Regions from separate parts of the Homo sapiens genome. Here region 1 is linked to region 2. Evidence: chromatin loops called from intact Hi-C (ENCODE). Cell type or tissue: heart right ventricle. All regions are shown on one strand.

What was found. A loop is a pair of places that touch in the nucleus more often than their neighbours do. Peaks named below come from ENCODE experiments on the same cell type or tissue, not always from the same donor. Only the 100,000 strongest peaks of a DNase experiment are listed, where the experiment ranks them.
Region 1: a loop joins it to region 2, with 2.1 times the contacts of the local background. A loop is called at or near these places in 29 of 110 quality-filtered maps.

What each region holds. Positions count from the first base shown.
Region 1 is chr10:78,313,251-78,321,250 of GRCh38, reverse strand. All of the region lies in intron 1 of LOC124902468 (a long non-coding RNA gene), which reads right to left. Among named protein-coding and RNA genes, the nearest start is that of LINC00595, 50 kb to the right of the region's middle. In heart right ventricle, no CTCF peak of the experiment used is centred here; DNase peaks (open chromatin) are centred at 2,690 and 4,630; H3K27ac peaks cover 1,669 bases.
Region 2 is chr10:78,653,889-78,661,888 of GRCh38, reverse strand. It overlaps LOC105378379 (a long non-coding RNA gene), which reads left to right. Exons shown (of 5, transcript XR_946100.2): 3 at 1,857-1,941. Among named protein-coding and RNA genes, the nearest start is that of LINC00595, 390 kb to the right of the region's middle. In heart right ventricle, a CTCF peak has its summit at 4,137 (motif pointing right); a DNase peak (open chromatin) is centred at 4,138.

The DNA of each region.
Region 1 (8,000 bases), 340 kb after region 2:
GCCATGGTGGGAGTTCTCATCAGGGCCCAAGCCCACACATGAAGCCTTATCTATCACCACTACACGTGAGTCTGCAAATAAATTTCAAATGTCAGCAAGCAACTAGGAGATGAATGGGTGAATGTAGTCACATGTTCCTTAGGTTTTCTACTGTAAGACAGCACTATATCAGATGTAGGGAGAGAACCATTTATTTATCAGACTTTGACTGAGCATCTGATGTGTACAAGACACTAGGAGAACTCATCCTTTTCCTGCCCCAGAAAGCAAACCAGAAGGACATCAAAGTCCCTGCCTAGCTGCCCATCCAACTTGGTGTTTCTTGAAGCTAAGCATCACTTCTGAGAACAATGAGACATCTACAAAGCTGTGATTTTCCCCCCACTGCATTAAAGATTGTCACTTATTAAAATAAGCACTGTGCTTTACAAAGCAAGCTACAGGACTCAGGCATGCATAATGCAATGCATCCTGCAGCTTTATACGCTCAGCATCCTTGCATCTCTTTCTGATGACCAGCCACTGTGTTACCATTCTTTCCTGTGCCTCTCGGTAACAAAGGAATGCCCGTCCAGGGCACATGATTGCTGTTTGCTGTGATACTGCAGTGAACGGCCCCAGAGTGCCGGAAACTCCCTCTATCTTCTCTCACTGTCAGCCTCAGCACTCCTTCCTTCCTGTCCTTACAGGTTCACAACACCCATCAACAAAAATACATAATCCCTGCCATATTCTTGTTACCCAAGTTCAGGACCCATTCATTCATTCATTCACCAAAGGCTCTCTGAGCACCTGCTCTGTGCCAGGCTCTCAGAGATCCCTAAGAGATCAGAAATGAATAAAGCCTGTCCCCACCTCCCTTCCAGCCACATTTGCAAACCGGGGCAAACCTACTTCACCTGTCAGAGCCTCAGTCTCTTTCCGTACCCAGGTGGGAGGTCAAAGCTGGAATAGTCCTTAGAGATGATCTAGAGTAAAAGTCCCCCAACTATGACCAGAAGGTCAAATCCAGCCTGTCATCAAGGAAAGTACATAAGATCTACATAGTCAAAGAAAAGAGCCCTCCACCTGACTCCCAGGTGGCCACCTCCACACAACCTTCAGGCTTCCTCTTTGGGCCTGGAGACACCCCCTCTTCCATGTGCTCAGCCAAGGAACAAGGATACAGGAGGAGGGACTGTGTCTCGCTCCATGTGTTCCTGGAAGCCAGGGATGTCTGCCTCCCTGTTGTGGGCCCTTGGCCTCTCCTTTGTGCCTGAATTCTTAAATGCCTGCCCCAGATCTGACTGCTCCAAGGGTAGAGTGAGCCTTTGGGGTGTAACTGCCTTCTTCTATCACCTGGGCTCACACTCGGCCCTAGGCCCATGTGCCACACCCCTTCTCTCTGGGATAAAATTACAGCCAGAGACAAAGGTTAGAGGTTAGGAAGGGATTCTCAGCCCACTACAACAGGAATACTCCGTGGAGGTTATTTTATAATCTCACCAACTAGAGAAACAGTCCCTTACACCCCCAAACACAGAGGCCTGGAGTCTGAAGGGGGTTGCTGTGTGATGACTGCAGGAAGTACACAGGCTTTGCACTGCTTCCCGTGGTGTGGACTTGAGCCTGTACATTACCTCTCACAGCCTGAGGGAAACCAGGACACAAATAAGGGGCATTTCACAATGATGTGCTGGGGATTAATGAGATTACAGAAGCAGAGGCCTAGCACAGTGGCCAGCACAGGGCAGATGTTGAGTCAGCCCGAACCTGCTCCCCGAGACACGTGCACACACCACCGCTGGATGTGGAAACTGCAGGCGCCGCAAAGGCAAATAAGTAAGCTGTCCAAGGTCACACAGCTAGTAAATGGCAGGGCTGGGGTTTGAACCTGTCTCCTACGATGGCCTGTGCTTGTTACCTCTTACAGGTAGACAGAAATTAAATCAGTAAACAAATGAATGGACAAGGTAGGGACAGGTGCTGCGAAGAAAACAAGTCAGGTGGATGTGATTGCCTCACGGGGACTGCATTAGATTTGCTTGTCAGAGCTGGCGTTTGAGCAGAGAAAGAGCCAGCTTTGAGAACATCTGGGGAAATACCTGTAGACAGAGGAGGCAGCAAGTGCAAAGGCCCTGAGATAATGCAGTGAATATTCATCACTCTCAGTTGAGGCTCCCCTTGAAAACCAGGGCCTTCCATAGGAGGTAAAATGCCAGATATTTGTTTTGTCAGTGATATGGTTTGGCTGTGTCCCCACCCAAATCTCATCTTGAATTGTAGCTCCCATAATCCCCTTGTATCATGGGAGGGACCCGTGGGGAGGTAATTGAATCATGGGGGCAGGTCTTTCCCATGCTGTTCTCGTGATAGTTAATAAGTCTCATGGGATCTGATGGTTTTATAAATGGGAGCTCCCCTGCACAAGCTCTCTTGCCAGCTGCCATCTAAGATGTATCTTTGCTCTTTCTTTGCCTTCCATGATTGTGAGGCCTCCCCAGCCACGTGAGACTATGAGTCCAGTGTTCTTCTAAAAAGAAAAGGAACCTCTTTTTCTTTTATAATTACCCAGTCTTGGGTATGTCTTTATTAGCAGTCTGAGAACAGACTAATACAGTCAGCCTGCCTTGCAGCTAGCACATGGCTCATTTAGGCTCCTCAATCAGACATGCTGATCCTAGACCTTGAGTCAGAAGTGAGTGACACAAAGGAGCTGGGGCTGTACAGGCTGCAGGCTGACAAGGGTGTCCTTAATGCAGTAACCATATCCAGTCTCTGGGGCAGCTATGGCTATGGCTATGTGGCAGACTTCATGTTCAGTGCCAGCACTGTTGGCAGGGATGGCCATGGTGTCTGCGCCCAGGAGCAACATCTCAGAGCTGCTCTACAGCATGATTGGGGATGCTATTTCTAGCTACATCACCTTTAATCTTAGTTTTCTGGCTTTTTAGGAGATTCAGTAAACTCCATAATATTGTTTTAGTAAATTTATTTTCTGCTTGAAACACCTGAAGTCACTCTCCATTGCTTGCAATTTGGAACCCTGACAGATACATGCCCAGACCATGAGTGCCCACCCAATATCCATGTGCTCCCCTCCAATGCCCAGCCTCCCCTACATTTGTGCTTGGGCTGTGTGACTAGTTCTAGCCAACAGACTGTGAGCATAAGCGACAAGTGTCAATGCTGGGCCAAATAAATTTCCCACCAGGGCCACATTGGATGCCACGCTTTGGGGCAGCAGCATCATAAAATGGAGGGAACCTGGATTCCTGAGTCACTAGGCAGAGAACAGACCTGCCAGCCCATATGAATAGTCCATAAAGAAGAATCAAACACATAAGGAGCTGATCCACTGAGATTCCAGGGTTTGTTATGTTACTGCAGCACAGCCCAGTCTATCCCAACTAGAGGCCAAGTTTAAGGGTGAGAAAAAGGTAGGTGGCATTGAGCACAGTGAACAATGGGGAGAATAGTCTGAAATAATACAGAAGTGACTACTGACTTGGGAAAATTTTTCTTGATTTTATTTTTTTTTTATTTTTTTTGAGACAGAGTATTGCACTGTCGCCCAGGCTGGAGTGTAGTGGTGCAATCTCCGCTCACTGCAACCTGCACCTCCAGGGTTCAAGTAATTCTCCTGCCTCAGCCTCCTGAGTAGCTGGAATTACAGGTGGCCGCCACCACGCCCGGCTAATTTTTTGTATTTTTAGTAGAGACAGGGTTTCACTATGTTGGCCAGGCTGGTCTTGAACTCCTGACCTTGTGATCTGCCTGCCTCGGCCTCCCAAAGTGCTGGGATTACAGGCATGAGCCACCACGCCCAGCCTTCGTGATTTTATTCTAAGTGTGATGAAAAGCCACTGGTAGGTTTTAAGCAGAAGCAGGCATAGCCAAACACCAAGGCAGATTGCCTTCCACACAGCTTGTAGACACAGGGAGCTTAAAGGGGCCTCAAAAGGCATTTCATCAACCCTCAGCTACTGTCTCACACTCTCCCACATTGATGCTTATAAGGAGTTTCCTGCCTCTTCTTGCACATTTCCACTAATAGGAAGTGCATGTCTTTCTAGGACCTCTCATTTTATTTTGGGATTGTGCTGAACTTTTTTTTTTATTATTTCCCTGTGACCTCTCTCTACTGGTAAACCCCAACAAATGTGAACACATCCCCTATTCCTCAGCAGCCAGCTCAGCTCTTCACAGAGCTTGCTGCCCTGGTTCTGCTCTGCTGAACACACAGCCACTGGCCATTGGCCTCCAAAAAATCTATCTCTAGCAGAACTGGATTCTGAAAGCAGAGTAGAGTATGGGATTATGGATCCAGGATCTCTGCACTGAGAGCATAACCAGGCCACTGTGCAACATTCCAGTGATGGATTCACAGGATCTCTTAAGTTTTCATCACCCTCCTTATATATCCCCTGGAGAAAACACAGGGGACATTTGAATCTCTGGGCCTGGTTCCCTCTGCCTGCCCTGGCCCACATCCCTAGCCTAACCTTCAGCTCCATGAGCTGATGCAGCAGGAATTTATTTACGAGCTCATTATCCCTGTGAATCATGTCCAGCTTGAGTTGGGACTAATAAGGAGCTGAGGAGTGGTCTTTCAAGCAGCTGAGCACATGAGGCCTGGGGAGAGGATGGGCCAGGACAAGCAGGGCCTCACTGCACCAGCAGCCAAGAGGGCAGATGGGAGCAGTGGATGGGAGGTGGCTCCTGCCAGCCCTGGAGTTTGTCCTGGCTCCAGCAGTTCTAGGGCTTTTCCAAACTCTGGCTTAATTCCAACACAGAGGCTGCAAATGGAAGATTTGGCTGGCCATTCATTCTTTACTTCTAAGCCCCAAAATACACCAAGGAATCCAAGAGGGGAGAAAAGCAAGTGACCAACATCTTTCTGACTTCTATCCCACCAGAGCAGCCCCTGCCCTCTGGCCCCTGATCCAGCAGTCCCCAGGTGGGAAGGTTTCACAGCGTGGTGTTATTCAAATGTAGGATATGATCATTAATCTATTCAAACTTACTTTACAACCATTGTTTTACTTGATGGCTGCACATAAGTTTAACCATGTCCATTTGAGAGAGAAGGGTTCAAGACTCTGAAGAAACTGGCCCAAGGTTGACTTGCAAGAAGTGGCACAGTCCAGGACTTAAACCCAAATCCTTAACCCTCAGCCCACTACTTAATCCAAGTCTCAATACCTGCCTCTTTAGTGAGCCTTTGTGCATTAGTGAGCCCAACCAAGACCAGAAATACAGAGTGATGTTACATCTTCAAGGTTTGCTCAGGGAAATAAAAACTCTCTGGGTCTTTGAAGCAGGAAGGTTATTTAATACAAGAAATAGATGCTGTGGTAGACTGTAAAATTGGCCCTGATGATTCTCTTCCCTGTATCCATGTGATATAAATTTGAATTCGGCCTGTTCTTGTAAAATGCATTAGTGAGTCCAACCAAGACCAGAAGAACCACTCAGCTGTGCCTAGCACAAATTCTGATCCACAGCATTGTGAACTAAATATATAATTGTTGCTTTAAGCAACTAGGTTTTGGGTGATTTGGTATACAGCAAATGTTATACAGCACTTAACAGAAATTTTGGAATAGCTGGAAAAAGGAAGGTCATTGGATATTTATATAATAAAGGTTCTCTATAAATTTTCAGAAAGTAAAAAAGTTGCAGGATCTGCAGCAGCTCCTGCAAGGATCACAGATGCCCCCAACACTGTTGCTTCAGGAAAATTTTGAGGTTGTTTTAAAATCTGCCATCTGCCAAAGCCCACCACTCTACTCACCACAGCTGAAGGTGAGTAACTCCAGGGCTGGCAGGAGCCACCTCCCATATGGCTTCGTCTTCTTTTCTGACTTCTGAATCTCATGCATCTGCTTCTCATGGAAAGATTCTAACCTGGAACCTATGTTTCATAGATTCCTGGAAATGTAGTTCTCAGGCTTCTAGCCCTTTGTGCAGAGAGGAGAGTGTGGAAGCATTGAGTTGTCACCCAATAATCCAGGCCCAAGAGCCTATTCTGTTCCAGGCATCACTTCTAAAGATGCTTAGCATCAAGAGGGACTTTCTATTCCCCTGTAACTCCCTCTACTACTCCCGATTGGTACTAGTTCTCCCTTTGGAAAGACATGGGCATTATTAGCTCAATTGATTATCATTTAAACTGGTTTGTCAGCTCCAACCCTCGTGAACCCCTATGAAGGTAAGACAATTTCACCTGTGTGCCTGTTATTCTACAGGTTGAACAGTAGAAGGAAGGAACAGAGTGCCTGGATGTGTTCACTAAACCCTATGCATTAAAATCTCCTTGCTTCCTCTCTCATCAGGCTAGTCTAGCACTCACCGCAACCAAGTAGTGGCTGCGGGTGCAGGTACCCAAAGGTGCAGAAGGGTTTGGATAAGTCCCCAGAAATGAGGACAACCTGCATCACTTCCTCAGCTGTCACTCTGCTGACTCCATCCTTCTTGTGTCTGTAGTAACAACTTTTGGGAGGAAGCAGCTGACAAAATCCAGTTCTCCCTGTTGTAGAGATGGAAACTGGTACAGGGTGTGGCAAAGTGTAGCAATGACAAGGTAACAGTGAAGAGCAGGGCCCCTTGGATATCCTCTCTTGGCCCTGAAGCCATTATGTCATACTAGGGCCTAATCATAATAGCCTGGGTTCAAGACAGACAGACAGGATTTGAGGAGAGGGGAGGTTTCTCTTGAGGAGAGAAACCAGTTCCTCTGAGAATTTGAATCTGTAAGAAATATGGACTGCTAGGTGTCTGCAGAACCTCTTTAGCAGAATTTGCTTCCCTGCTCCCCTGAAGGGTCAAGCTACCCAGGGTTGCCTTGATCTTGACCCTCTCCGAACAATCCCATCCACTCTTATGAACTCAATTACCATTGAAATACCCTCGGCTCCCAGATCTATCTCTTCAGGCCCACATATTCAACTGCCTGTTGAATATTGAGACTTGTATTGCCCACAGGGTCCTCCAAGTCAACATGATTCAAGCTCAGGACTTTCATCTAAATCAGTACCAATCATCAATTCAATTAGCAGCAGCATCAAGTCACCCAAGCCAAGTCTTTCCCCATCTCCCAGTTTGATTTCTGTAACCAGCTCTCCCTAATCTCTTGGCTTCCAGGCTTGGTTTCTCCAACCAGTGAGTCCTATCACTTCCAGAGGGAGCTTCCTAAATGCACACTTGTCATGACACTCACTTGACAGAAATATTCTGCTAGCTCCCTAGCCCCCATAGAATAACACCCCAACTCTTTGGTCTGGTGTTCAAGGCCTTCCCTGTGACAGTCTCTACCAACATCTTCAACACCATCACTTCTCACCTCATTCCCTGGCCACACCAGACTGCCTGGGATGCCCAAAGCTGGCTGGCACCTTCATGCCGTTAGCCTGCAACACCCTTCCCATGCCGCTATCGCCCCTGCCCCTCAGTCTGGGCTAGGTGCTCCTCCTGTGGGCTGTCATAGTACTCTGTTCTTACCATCCCTCTTTGTAATAATCTCTAATATGCTTGTTCTACCCCACAGAATTGGGAGCCCCATGAAGGCTGGGACATACCACCAGACTCATCTCTGTGTCCCCAGTCCATTAGGAGTAGACACCAACAAGTGATTGTTAAACAGGAGCTACCCCCAGTGCTGTGAATTTCATAGCAAAGAGTGTGTGTATTCAATCCGTAATAATAGCTCAATACTTTCGTACTTACTGTGAACCAAACAGTTTGATTAGCTCATTTAATCCTTACTACAACCTCAAGAGATATTATTATTATTCCTCTGATTTATAGATAGTAAATTGAGACCTAGAGATACTAAATAAGTTGCCTAGATCATTCAGCTAGCATGTGGTGAAATCAGGATTCAAAAGCAGGTGGTCCATGCCCCTAACCATTAGACATATAGCCTGTCTAGTATATATTCTTCACAGTAAAGTCAGCTCCCCATCACAACAGGGTGAGAGCCAGGGTGGGAAACTCTTCCTCTTTAATCACCTTCTCAA
Region 2 (8,000 bases):
AGGTAACAAATCACAAACCCCTCTGGTGGTCTTCCTATGGGCAGGAAATCTGATTGGGGTCAGCCCAGTGGGGTAGAAGAAGGGTTATGATGGGTGGGCGTTGCCTAGCGGCTTGTGAGTGATGTATCCAAAGAGGTGGCAAGAGAGGGAGGCAAGGCCAGGCATTGAGAGACATAAGATCATGTATCAAACTTGACGGGTGAAATAGAGTTTAAATAGAAGAGCAAAATCACAGTTGGTAGCACAGGAGTACAAAAGATTGATGTAGGGTCCAGGCAGATGAAGCCTGTTTCTTCACATGGAAATTTGTTCATTCATTCACTCATCCAACAAATATTTAGTTAGTGCCTATTTAGCCAGTCCATGCTAAGTATTTGGGAAGCAGTATGAACAAATAGGCATGGCCCTTGTCCTCATGAGATTGACAGTCTAGTGAGAGAATCAGACATTTATAAAGAAACTCTTAGGGCTATATAATTATCAGCCCTAATGACTGCTCTCACAGACTATCCCAGGCTGTCCTAGAAGCAGAAAAAGCAGACTAAATCTAGTCTGCAGGCAGGGAACCAGTCCAGGAGGAAGTGACATATAAGCTGTGATATAAAGGATGCACTGGAATTAACTAAGTCAAGTCAAGGGAACAACTTCCATAAATGACATGTCCAGTGAGACTCTATTGTGTATAGATTTGGGTGTTTCCAGCTTAGAATGGAAAGGAGTGGGGAAATTCCTTAAAAGGGCTGATCAAAACAGAAATGTGACACATTTTGTTTTCATCAATAAATGGGCTTATATAAATATACAGAAAGCATCAAAATATTTATCGTATCAAAGTTTCCGAGACTGCTGGAGCAATGACTATTTCTCATGGAGGAAATCAGAGTTGATCCAGGTTCTTGCTTTTCATGAGTGGACTCTCCCAGCATTTTAAGAGCAGCGGGTGAGTCGGTCTTCCAAGCAGAAGCTGGACACGAGCCCTGGTTAACCTTAAATGGACTCTCTCCCCTCATCCTCTCTCCCTGCCCATGACCCTTCCTGAGGGCCACTGTTTCTCTGCTCGCAGAGAGGATAGAAGGCAAGACACGAGGGAGATGCAGATTCATAAACTTTACAATTATTCTAATGCTTTCCAAGTGTGTTAAATAGCAAAGTCATTTCATTAAATGTTCATAAGTGTTATGTGGGTTCAGAATGCAATAATTTTGGCAAATGGATCAAACAGTTATGCAAGCTTTTGTTGTAGGCCTTATCAGAGCCTTTGATATTTTGTAATGTGCACTGTAAGTCTCTAATTGAGGATACAACTTGCAATATTTTCCAAACATATTTGACCACAAAACATGCTTTCCCTGGAATATTTCTTGGGTGTGTTATGTTTCAGAATTCATCTTGGTAAATACTGTTTAAATGAGTAACTGAAAGTTAGGGTTTAAAAGTCAAATGGATTGGGCCAGGCATGGTGGCTCACGCCTGTAATCCCAGCACTTTGGGAGGCTGAGGCAGGTGGATCACGAGGTCAGGAGTTCGAGACCAGCCTGGCCAACAGGCTGAAACCCCATCTCCACTAAAAATACAAAAATTGGCTGGGCATGGAGGTACACACCTGCAATCCCAGCTACTCAGGGAGGCTGAGGCAGGATAATCGCTTGAACCCGGGAGGCGGAGGTTGCAGTGAGCCAAGATCGTGCCACTGCATTCCAGCCTGGGTGACAGAACGAGACTCCATCTCAAAAAAAGAAAAAAAAAAAGAAAAAGGTGAAATGGATCTTAGAGGCCACCTTGTCTAAACTTCCACCTAGAGAGGAATATGAATAAAAACCCACTGAGCTAAATTCATTTCTTTTACATTATTCCAGGCATATCTCTTACACTGTGAATGTTGTTAAGTTGTAGGAGAGAAAAGTGCTGTAAAGGAATAAGGATATCCCTGCATTTTACCAGGTAACTATGGGTAAGTCCCTACTCTGGCCTTCAGTTTCTCTAGAGGTTCAATGAATACCATGCATCTTTGGGTTGCTGAAGATTCAATGCTGTATGAAAAGCACCTGATACTGAGCAAGTTACTAGATTTCCCCCTTCCCACCCTGAAAAATAAGCATCATGCTTTACATAAATACTGCATGCAAATATTCTATATGCAATATGCAAATATTCAAGACATTTTTTACAATGTTGGGTTTTGTCCTTGTCCCTAAGGGAACATATTAATGCAAAGTAAAACACTCTGTTCAATTCTGCTGGTTTAGATGATGGCTCATTCTCCCAGGAAGCTCTATTTTATAACCTGGTGTTAAACTTCATTAAATACAAATACTCTGGAGTTTATCATCCTTTATAGGAACCTAAGCTTCAGAATTACAACATTTCAAAGTTTGGGCTCCCTTATGTTTTAGAAAAGTAGAAATAGACTCTACAAGGGGAAGTGACTTGTGAAAGGTTACCACATGAGCTAGAAGCAATTGCAACCCCAGGTAAGCTAGTCATGTCTAGCCTGGGGCCTTTTCTCCAAATCAGCAACTCCTCATTTCTTTTCTTGGAAACTTAAGCTCCAGCATGCTGAAGTGTTTGCTCTTGAATTCTCTTACCTCTGGAAACCAGGAAACTCGATGGATTTTTGTCTTCTCACTTATTTGAGAAGATGCAGTTTGTTGAAAAGAGAATATATGTCAACAATCTGAGTTGGGTGTTTTATGCCAAACAGAGGATTCAGCGTGTTTTATGCCAAACAGAGGATTCAGCATGTTTTAGTGGGATTTGAACTGGAGTCCAAGCTGGGCACAGTCCTCTCTCTTTCTGCAACTAATGAGAAAGGAAGTAAAACATGCTCGACTGTAGGCAAAAGTCTCCTTTCTGTTGTACACACAGGGGAACAGGTGCCAGGCCATGGCCCTGACAGTTATGCAAATCAGTTGTGCAGATTTTAAAAACAAAAACAAAGGTAAACTGACTCTATCTGAGCATAACATTTTATGCAACATGAGCATAAATAACAAGATTCTTCGCTTCTTACTCTCTGGTACTCACGCAGGTGACAGCTTCGGCAGCACTGTGGGCGGAGCCATAACAGACTGGAGCTTGTGGGTCCGGCTTCTAAAGTTGCTCCTCCTGTGACCTTGGACAAGTCACACTTCCTCCTGTCTGATACCTCATCTGCTCTGTGGGGGATGTAGCTGCTTGCCTTTTTATAAGAATTAAATGAAAGACTGGAACCAAACATTCACTCCAATATCTTATTGCTACTCCAGGGCAGGAACCAGGCTCAGTGCTGTAGATGAATGTGATGGTCCTTTGCCCACAAGGGACCCCCCCACCCCCGCTGTACTGGGCACTCTCACTCCAGATTCTGTAATAGGTGTGCTCATCACGAATCCCAGCAAAGTCCTTGCAAAAGAGCACAGATGTGCAATGCAGGCATTTGCGATTCACTGAGATGAGGTGTTTGTTCGTTCTGGGCCCACATCAGAGACCTGGGTTTTGCAGCCATTGTGTTCTGGGGTCCATGAGCTGAAGAAGGGATTCTGTGAGTGATAGTCTGGTTTGCTTGAGCAAAGATCTGAGAATCTGCCAGGTAAGGTTTCAGACAGATTCCTGAAACTATTTTTAAGAAGAAGCTACTCTAGTAGTAAATGCTAAGTGAGTGTGTCTCCAGTGGGCAGGTCCTGGGATTGGCCTCCAAATGTGACAAGGAGACTTCAAGAGGCTATCAGGGGACATGGTGTTACAGTTAACATAAGCAGTACAGTGTTAGAGGATCTTGAAAGGCCCGGGCCTCCTCACTTCTATGGTGACACCAGAGAAGGCAACCAGGTTTAGACATCTCAGAGATCAAATGGTTCTATAATCACCCCCAAAAGGTGGCTAGAATGTTTTCTTCCAACCTGGAAAGTAAAATCCTAAATTCAGAAAAGACACCCCCCCCACCCCCCACCCCCACCCAGAGGCATCAGAACAGAAGGCTTGGGATGGGCTGTAGATGTCATCTGGACCATGTCTAATGTTCCAGGTGAGGAAACTGAGGAAGGAGGACTTGCAAGAGGACACACAGAGAGTTAGTAGCAGGGCTGGTTCTGAAACCCGACAAGCTGGAGAGAGTCAACCCCTGGAGATTGAGCTCTCTGAACACCAGCCAGTAGGGGGAGCTCCGTCTCACGGGTGGTGCTCAGTGTCTCCTGGCAGGGGACAGAGTGCCCTGGTTAGAAAGTGGGTTGAAGGCGCATCTGTAAATCCAAGGCTGACAGAGGAGGCCCTGTTGTCCTATATTTCTCCTCTGTAAAAGCCCCTGCCCACCCACCCCAACGAGTTCCTCCTGGGTCCCTGGGAACCATGAAAATTGTCCTGTCCAAGTTGAAGGCATAGAAGTGCCTCCTGAAACTTGTGAGTTTGTTACTCTCGGCTGGAACAATGATGGAGCATTACCTGTCTAAGCACTCTCAGGGAGAGCATTGGCAGAGTGGCTTCCGGGTTACGGGGAGGTGGAATTCAGAGTGGGCATAGGAGGGCATTTTTAACCAGAGAAACGTGTCCATTCACCTTTGCAGACATTTACTGAGCACCTACTATGTGCCGGGCACAGGACTTTCACCATCCCAGACAGCTAATCAATGCCACGGCGGACAACCTTCCTTCTGAATGTCAGCCGCCCAATCCTGGGCTTTGTGCTGGCTCTCTTTCTTCCTCACTCTCTTTCTTTCTTTCTTAAGCCACCAACAAAACTCTGACCTCTCCCCACACACACAATGCAGGCAGTCACTCATGCATTAACAACCACCAGGCCCCAAAGGTCGTTTCTATGACAACCCCGGGGTCCTTAATGACCCTGGCAGGCCAATGATTTTGTTTTGTTTGAGAGTGAAGGAATAATAAGTCAGTCCAACTCGCTCGGGCGCTCGCCTCTCTCCCCGTCGCCCCCCTCCGCCGCCTCCGCTGATATACTGTTCATTATCTGGCTGCTGCATCAGCTCCAGAGACGGGGCGGCAGCCAGCTCTGAAAGACAAGAGCCTGGCTGCAGACAAAGAGCTGTAAAGGACCGAGTGTGCCCTGCATCCAGGGCTGCCCGGGGTTCATTAATTCCATTGCCCGCTAGAAAGGAGAGTGGGAGCAAGGGCCCTGGGGTCCTTGGTTCCTAGAGTCCAATGGCACCAGCATGAACCCCAAATCACCGTGCAACTCTTCAGAAAGAAGCGTGTGTAGGGCCCTGTTGGGAGACCTCTCTACCCAGGAGGTGTGCCCAACTCGCCGCCAGCCAGCACAGCTCCCGAAGGCGAGACGTATCATTTTAATGATGGGTTGAACAAGGCAATTAATGTGCAGCCCCACCAGCTTCCATATGGATCATCAGTAACTCGGGAGGCTGGGCCTGATCACCCAGACAAAGGAGGGCAGCATGGCGTCCCAGCTGATTCCCGTCCACTGGCTCCGGTGGGGCGTTGCCCTCTGGGTTCTCCAGTTCCGGATTTCTGGTTCTACCCTGAGAAACTTCCTGGGGAGGAAGCTTTCATTGTCTTCTGATCTTGGGGCAAATAGGCCTCCAGCTTGTCACATTAATTTTCAAACGCGATGTTCGGCAGCGTGGGATTTTGCTAGCAGACACTTGGAATTATTTTTGTTGTGTGTGCACAACTGAAATCCCCTAGAATAAGTCATTATCCTCTTTAAAAAAAAAAAAAATCAGCTCCTACTGGCTGCCTGGTGGCCCAATCAGCTGACTCATTTTCCATCTTTCCCTGAAGTAATTAGCGTTTTCATTTTTCCCAACCTGCCTATTAGATAAACTCCAGGATCCCATTCAGTGGAAGCACATTTTTGTGAGTTGACTTGCCTCAGCCTCTCCCCAAGAAACAAAAGAAGAAATCTGGAGAAAGGCACAAAGAGATGTGTGATTTAGGCTCCTGTTCTCTGACATGGACTGTTTATTAATCAAGGAGATCGATAAAGGGGGGTGTGCTGTGGCCAGGGTAGGGGGGCACCGTGGGTGGACACCAGCATCAGCTGTTGACCCTAGCACAATAATGGAAAAGGGTATTTGGTCATTCAGTAAACAGTTACTGAGCACAAACCCTGGGGTGCAGAAACACAGTGCTGCTTTTAACAGTGGCAGCACCCGCTCATCCCATGCCCTCTCTAGGGTTCATTTCTCCTCTGTTGAGTGAGGGGCTGGCTCTAGATGAGAAGTGGAAAACTCTGGGGTTGCATGGGCCAGGAGACAGTGTCAATGGGGGTGTGCAGTGGGCCTGGGCATGAGGACTTGGGCAGGCTGGAGGGCATTGAAACTGTCTAAAATGGGCAGCCACAGGTCAGCTCCAGCACTTGCTGTGTTCCAGCATGTAAGGGCAGGATGGCCACATCTCCTGAGGGTTTCAAGAGAAGACAGAATTTGGAATTATTAAAACGTGAAATCTGCACATTTTTAGATGTTTTCAAGTAAATCTAATTTTTTAGAAGATTATGCTGGTCAAAGAAACACATTTGGATGAAGCAAGTGGTGCCAGGACCACCAGTTAGTTGCTGTGCTCTAGACTTTTGTGATTTCAAGTGCAGTTGAGTGAGCAGGTATAGCAGCAGCTGCTGGAAGCTTGCGAGGCATGAGGATTCTCAGACCTTGCCCCAGATCCCCTAAATCATAAACTGGATTCTCCCTATGCATGTTAAAGTTTGGGAGGCAATGCAGTGAACACTCAAGGTCTTTGAAATGGGCTGCGACAACTCTAGCATTTTCTCTGAGTACGGATTTGCTCACTGTACCTCCTGTGCACACCTTTCATTGCAATCCAGGTAAGAAAAAAGTCCCATCAGAGTATGAGAGACCAAAGTGTGTGGGCTCAGCCAAGGGGCCCTGGGGGCTTGTCTGTTCGAACCTCTTCCTCAGCAAGGGGAGAATTCAGCTGTCCAGTACAGAGAGCTGTTTATTCTCTTCTCCAGGAATGGGGCTGCTGAGTCTCATCATAAATGTAATATTTTTCCTTTCCTCATTTCCTATAATTTGCAGTCATTGGCACAACTGACCATGATTCTTTCCTGAAATTCCCTCCTCCATTGGGTCCTTCCTCCAATGGTCCCTGAACATTATCCTGGTTTGTAGCCCAATTATTCTAAAGACTTTAGTCTCCTCTTATGTTTCTCCTTCCTTCTCTAACATTCTAAATGCAGGCTGTTCCCAGATCTTCTGCTGTCTTTTTCTGTCTCCATCACAAGAGTGTTCCTCTAAGCACTTGGACTTCCAGATCCACTCTCTTGGCTTCCATCTCTCTGAGAGGCAGTGGTACTTTTCAACTGCTTGGTCCCACTTCAGGCTGAAATAATCAAGAAGGAAAACATCACCCTTGCCCTAGAGCTCATTCTACTCCTGGTTGCATGCTCACTTTTAGTAGCCTCATCACTCAGGTTCCAGACTGGACAACAGCCAGGCATAACAGAAGGAAGTGAAGTCTTTGCCTGGTGCCGACCATTCAGCCTAAGTTTCACGTGGACTACTCTAGGAGTAAGTGATCTACAAATTGACAAGTCAGCAAGTTGATTTTATGAGCTTACCTTGTTTTCAACTCTCTTATTATTAACATTTATTTTCCACCTTTCTCTGGTCCAAATCCAAAAGTTGCCAAATGTAGTTGATCTGACCTCCTGGATCTCTCTTGCCACATGCCACCTCTGTTGCCCTACACTGCATCCTCACCTGCGTTGCTGCAATCACTTCTAGGGTTGAGCCTTTCCAGGGACCTCCAGGTTACTCAGCCCAAGGAATAGTGCTAAATGAAACTCTGCTTGTTTAAAACCACCAATGTGCCCTCATGCCTCCTCAAGGAAGCCCAGAGTCTTCATCTTGACTTTCAAAGCCCTTCACAACATGACCTCAGTGTGTCCTGCATGCTTCTGCATCACACATGCCAGATCCTCCAGACAAGTGAAAGCTGTGAGTTTTCATGCTACCAGCTAGCCCAGGACACTTCCAATAGCTGGAATGTTCTCCTACTATCAAGTTCACCTAAACACCTGCAAGTTGGTT